Regions from separate parts of the Mus musculus genome. Here region 1 is linked to region 2. Evidence: chromatin loops called from intact Hi-C (ENCODE). Cell type or tissue: left cerebral cortex. All regions are shown on one strand. Links, peaks and the distances in the headings refer to the core of each region. The heading gives the core; the rest is flanking DNA.

Region 1 (2,911 bases), core at 236-2,735, 48 kb before region 2:
GTCAAGGATGACCTTGAAACTCCTGATCTTCCTGCCTCTACCTACCAAGTACTGGGATGATGTTGTCAACTTCAAACAATGTGTCCGAAACTGTAGTGCGCTCAAAATCGCCTAAAGTGCTTTTTAAATTCCGCACTACAAAGCCTCCCCTTCAGGGGAGGTATGGAGGCATCTGAATATCTCCATGTGTTTCACACAGTGCCTCGTCAGCAAAGACTGATAAGCGTTGCCTCAAAGCAATCGTAGGGTATCCATGCCTTAGTTCTTTATTTTACAAAGAGACAGAGCTTAGTCAATCTTAGTTCTGGGAAGTGTATTGAGCCTTTCCTCTGGATCGTTCCCACCACATCCCATACTAAATGTAAAATGTGCCTGGCATTTGTGCGAAGCAGCTCGACAGTGAAGACGTTAGAGGCACTGCCTTAAGAGCTGTAGAAGCTGCAGATGCACCCTGCAGAGCTAACAGGCTGAATCTCTTCCTCCTTCTCCTCCCTTTCACCTATTTGCTAGAACATATTCTCATGATTCTTCATTGTAAAATAAAAGCCATGAGAGGGGGAAAAGGACACCTCACACACTTAGACGTGCATAGTATCTGCCCCTTCATTCAAAATGCAATTTGACCAAGTGCACAGCACTTGGTTGAAAGTTATTTTTCCTTAAACGTCTCATGGTAAAGTCATCTACCCTCCCAAAACAATTTCTGGCACATATTGATTAAAGCATGCATACCTAGATGGGTGGATGGATGAGTGGATGGATGGATGGATGGATGGATGGATGGATGGATGGATGGGTGAATGAATGATTGAATGAATGAGATGTATTGCTTCCGGTCTGTCTGCTGCTTAGCTCTGTCTTCACCTTCACTCCGCTCTGTCTTTCCTTTCAGGGTTGAATCTCACTGACTCTCAGAAACAGCCTGTGCTTGTGGGACGTGGAAAGTCATTGAGGTTCTCAGAACACAATTTCCTCAACTCACAGCCTCAGCTTCACCTGGGCACTTGGCCCAGATGCAAAGGTTGGCCTTCGTTCCAAGCGAGTTTCAATCCCTTGGGGTGATGCTAATGGACTCTGTGATAGGGCTGCCCCTGGCAAGCTTTACTTAGGGAAGATCTGGGTCTGGTGCCAAGAGGGTATATCTGCAGCTGCTACTGTGCTGACCGTTGTCTGCTGTGATGACCGGGTAGCGCTGTCTCACTGTCCCTTTAAGTTCCGGCTGTTGGATGACTATTTTGGTTTCATGTTCCTTCCTTTCCATAAACTCCCATGGTCTGAAGCCACCTAAACATATCTCCGTTTGTGCTTTCTGGAAGAACCTAACAGCACAGAGTGAAATGACAAGTACTTTTCCATGGTTCTCCCCATTTGAGTAATTTAACAATGCCAACCCTAAACAAGTGGGGCACAGCGCTTAAAAAACAGCCCAGTGCTTCTGGCTGTCGACTCTTCCTTTAAGGACCACTAGGTGTCGCTTTCTGCTGATTAAGAGACTCTCCTTTGTGTCTAAGGTTGGAGTTTGGCTTCCTGTGAACCCAAGAGTGATGTTCTTGTGTTTTGAGAACTAGCTCAACTTGTTTTTCTTTTCTCTTCTTTTCTTTTCTCTTCTCTTCTTTTCTTTTCTCTTCTCTTCTTTTCTTTTCTTTTTCTCTTTTTCCTGGAAAAGAGTTAACGTTGTTCTCCACCCTGACAGAAGTTGCATTTATCTTTACTTTGTCCTGAGGGAAGTCTGACAACTGGATCCAGCACAATATTTTGTGTTTAGGGTTCCAGTAGCTAACTCTACAGCTCAGAGGACATGAGATTCCTTGCAGGAAAACTCAATAGAATGGATCACACTTAGCCATGGATCCTGAAAACAAATACCTCGAGATCAGAGAAGTAACAACTGTGCAAGTTTTGTCATCTTGTAGAAGTGCTGGTTTCACGGATTATCCAAATCAGTATTTCCTTGATCACCAGATAACCTTTTCTTATTGGAGAAGATTTTCAAAAGATTTGTCTTCAAAGTGTCTTGTGTATCTAATCTTTCCTCACCCTTTGAGAGCCAGGTCCAGCTTCACCACTCTGTCAAAGCCTCAGCAAAACTCGTTCTATCCTTAACTCCTCCATGTTCTGTCCTTGCTCTTACCATGTAACTTCCTGTAAGTTATGAGAGGGACTACGCCTTGTATGAGAGGGTATAGGCACCAGATGAATGATCCACTATTAAAGTTTTTATTGTAAATATGAGAGATACAGAGAGAGACCAAAGGCATCTGGAAAAGAATAGAGAGAGAAAGAAGTAGACTGAACATAGCCTGGGCTATGGAAGCAGAGGGGTAAAAAGAATACTGGAGAAAGAAAGTTAGTAAAAGATAGAGAATAGAGCAGAGAGAATGCAAAAATAAGAGGCAGAAAGACTGAGAATAACAGGGACTAACTAGCAGATTATAAAGAGGATGAACAGCTGAAGGGAGGCAATGGAGACTTTGCTCAAGGGAGCCTGGAAGTAAGCAGCCACTTACCAAGGGTAAGTGTCAGTCAAGCCAAAGGTCCCTTCTACCAGAGGTAAAGGAAATGACTCCTTTGGGCACATGGAACCAGTTTCACAAGTTCCTGAGTGAACTCTGGGTTTTATCTAACCACCAGAAATCCTCCTATAGTCCAGGTTGAACTCATTTCAGGATATTTCTGAGGCCTGAGACATAACAATTCCCACACTGAGTTTCTACAGTAAATGCTTCTATTAGACACAATGGACTGCCCAGAACACAGCAGCAGATGACCAATGACCACCTTCTGGACAAAGAACTTGTTTTGTTTTCCTTATTTTAAGTAAAAGGAAAGCAAAATTTTTATATCAGTCAGGGTTCTCTAGGAGAACAGAACTGATAGAGTGAAAACATATTAGAGAGGCTTACAGGCTGTG
Region 2 (2,911 bases), core at 257-2,756:
GTTGTTACTTCGAAACTGTAATTTTGCTACTATTAGGAATCGTGATGTAAATACCTGATACATGTAACCCCTGAAAAGGGTTGTTCCACTCCCAAAGGGGTCACAGCCCAGAGGTTGAGAACTGCTGGCTTAGATGATGAAATGGCTTGAACTATTACATAGCTCAGTTACAGTGCAGCACCATGGAGTCAGTTGCAGAAGGGAGGGGTTCAAGATAAATTAAATCTTATAACCCTATTATCTCAGCTATCTCAGTTTGAACACTTGAGACCTTAGTTCAGGCTAGGATCCTTCTTGTTAACCTTCAGTGAGACTCTACATGTAACACACATAGATTTTAAGTACGCACTTGGTACATAAATACACATTAGCTATTAACTGAACATACCGACTGAAACTAATCTTAATTCTAGGATTTTCATTGTTTAGTGTGTGAGAGAGAGGAGAAAGAGAAAGAGACTGAGGGGGGAGGGAGGAAGAGAAGGACAGGGAGAGAGGGACGGAGTGGGTGAAAGAGACTGGGGACAGAGAGAAGAGAGGGAGGGGGGAGAGAAGGAGAGAGAGGGAGAGTGCAAGCCTTTGGGTGCATCAAAGAACAACTAAGGTGGTGGTTCATGCCTTTAATCCCAGCACTTGGGAGGCAGAGGCAGGCGGATTTCTGAGTTCGAGGCCAGCCTGGTCTACAAAGTGAGTTCCAGGACAGCCAGGGCTACACTGAGAAACCCTGTCTCAAAAACAAACAAACAAACAACAAAAAAAAAACAACTACAGGAGTTGGTTCTCTCCTTCCATCCTATAGATTATGGGATTGAATTATAGTAGTCAGGTCTGGTGACAAGCACCTTTATATACCTGCTGTAATAAACACCATGCCCAAACCAACTTGGGGAGGAAAGAGTTTTTTATTTTACTTCCATTTAACAGTTCACCATGGAAAGCAGTTAGGACAGGAACCTGGAGGCAAGAACTAATGCAGAGGCCACGGAGAGGTGGCTTCTTACTGGCTCGTTCACCCAACTTCTTATAGAACGCAGGGCCACTAGCCTGGGGGGGGGGGGCACCCACCATGGACTTATCCTCCCCCATCAATCTCTAATTAAGAAAATGCCTGCTTGCAGCCTGATCTACTGGAGGCATTGTCTCAATCGAGGTCCCCTCCTCTCTCGCTTGAGTCAAGTTGATATAAAACTAGTCAGCACGACTGCTGAGCCATTTCACCAGCCCAAGAGCCTTCATTTTTCAAAGTAGGACTGGCTGCAGGTAGCTTCGATGCTACAGAATTCAACAACTTACAGTTCTGGTTTTTAACTGAAAATCGCAGAGAGCGCATGTCCCGAGCGCTCCCACAGTCAGCCCAGCCCTGCCCGGCTGCTTACCGAGGACTGGCCCGGGAAGTCCTGCTTAAATGTGGTGGCCAACGAAATGGGCAGCACCACGGCACGAGAATTCCATTGCTCAGGCTCTTGTCCCACGTGGATGGCCTGAGTGGCGAAATGCTGGAAACTAGGCAGGAAGCCGCTCAAAGAGGCGTCCTTCTGCATGCTGGGGCAGGAGTGCGAGGTGTTGCTTTGGCTAAAACCTTCTGGACTTTGGCGCTTATATCCAGGGTGGGGAGGGGCCGACGCAACCAATCATCGCTGGTCCCTAGGCAGCGGCCCTGCTTATTGGTCGGCAGTGGAGGTGTTGCCCCGATCGTTCCTGCCCCGCCTCCCAGTGGCACAGAGCAGTGCCCACGTGGGACACCTCAGCACTGAGGTGCAGCACTCAGCCCAGAGATCCCCTTTGTCTGCAGGATAGGGACGCAACCTCCAGCAGCCTCGCGTGGCCCCAGAGTTCCGGCAAGGGTCACGCAGGCAGGTGCTTCCCTCGGATCTGAGGACCGCCACAGCTGTGCCACCAGCGCCCGCGTCTCTACTCTGGCCAAGATCAGGCCTTAAGGCCCAAGCTTTGCTCCCAAAAAGACGTAGCTTTGACCTAATTTTACACCTTGTCCGAGAACTGGGGAATTTAAGGAGTTTCTGTACCTGGGAAGTCGAACCTAAAACTTTGTTTTTTTTTTTGTTTTTTTTTTTTAAGATTTATTTATATTTACTTATTATTATATGTAAGTACACTGTAGCTGTCTTCAGACACACCAGAAGAGGGAGTCAGATCTCGTTACGGATGGTTGTGAGCCACCATGTGGTTGCCGGGATTTGAACTCAGGACCTTCAGAAGAGCAGTCGGGTGCTCTTACCTGTTGAGCCATCTCACCAGCCCGAACCTAAAACTTTGAAACACTGTTGAACGAATTTGGAAGGTGTTAAGGAATAAACAACTGATTTTAAAAGCTACGGTTTGGAAAAGCTACGAAGAGCAAACACAATCAGTATGCTTTTCAAATTAGCTCCAGACACAATCACCTTCCAGAACCAAGTGTACACTGCCAGAGGCACAGGGGAAGCGGGTAGCCTCTGAAACACTAACGGGTTACCATGCTTGCTTGATTAGTATTTCTCCTTTTAAAGTATGTTCTCAGCCTGAGTATATTTTAACGATGTGTTTGTGTGTGTGTGTGTGTGTGTGTGTGTGTGTGTGTGTGTATTGCACCACATGCATACTTGATGTCTACAGAGGTCAGAAAGGCTGTTGGATTCCCCTGGAACTGCATTTGGAAACAGATGTGATCTGCGTGTGGGAGAGAAAGCCAAGCCCTGGTGCTCTGGAACCAATGCTCCTGCGGGCAATGCTCTTGCTCCCTGAGCCATCTCTAAAGACGTAAGTACATTTTGATGAGATCACAGAAAACACCGAGGAGTAGAAGGGCCTGAAACAGTTCTGAGTCCAGTTCTAAGTACAGTTGGTAAGCCCTGGGTTATACAAACATGGATGTTTTCTATTTGTTTGTATACTTGTCTGTTTATCGTATTTG

The links. A loop is a pair of places that touch in the nucleus more often than their neighbours do. Peaks named below come from ENCODE experiments on the same cell type or tissue, not always from the same donor. Only the 100,000 strongest peaks of a DNase experiment are listed, where the experiment ranks them.
Region 1: a loop joins it to region 2, with 2.1 times the contacts of the local background. A loop is called at or near these places in 4 of 42 quality-filtered maps.

Annotation. Positions count from the first base shown.
Region 1 is chr3:157,875,511-157,878,421 of GRCm38, forward strand. No RefSeq gene overlaps it. Among named protein-coding and RNA genes, the nearest start is that of Cth, 48 kb to the right of the region's middle. In left cerebral cortex, for the core only: a CTCF peak has its summit at 1,461 (motif pointing right); a DNase peak (open chromatin) is centred at 1,463.
Region 2 is chr3:157,923,490-157,926,400 of GRCm38, forward strand. It overlaps Cth (cystathionase (cystathionine gamma-lyase)), which reads right to left and starts at 1,574. Exons shown (of 12, transcript NM_145953.2): 1 at 1,377-1,574. The coding sequence starts at 1,541. 1810013D15Rik (a long non-coding RNA gene) reads left to right here and starts at 1,719. Exons shown (of 6, transcript XR_867796.2): 1 at 1,719-1,857; 2 at 2,614-2,757. In left cerebral cortex, for the core only: no CTCF peak of the experiment used is centred there; a DNase peak (open chromatin) is centred at 1,640; H3K4me3 peaks cover 1,260 bases; H3K27ac peaks cover 295 bases.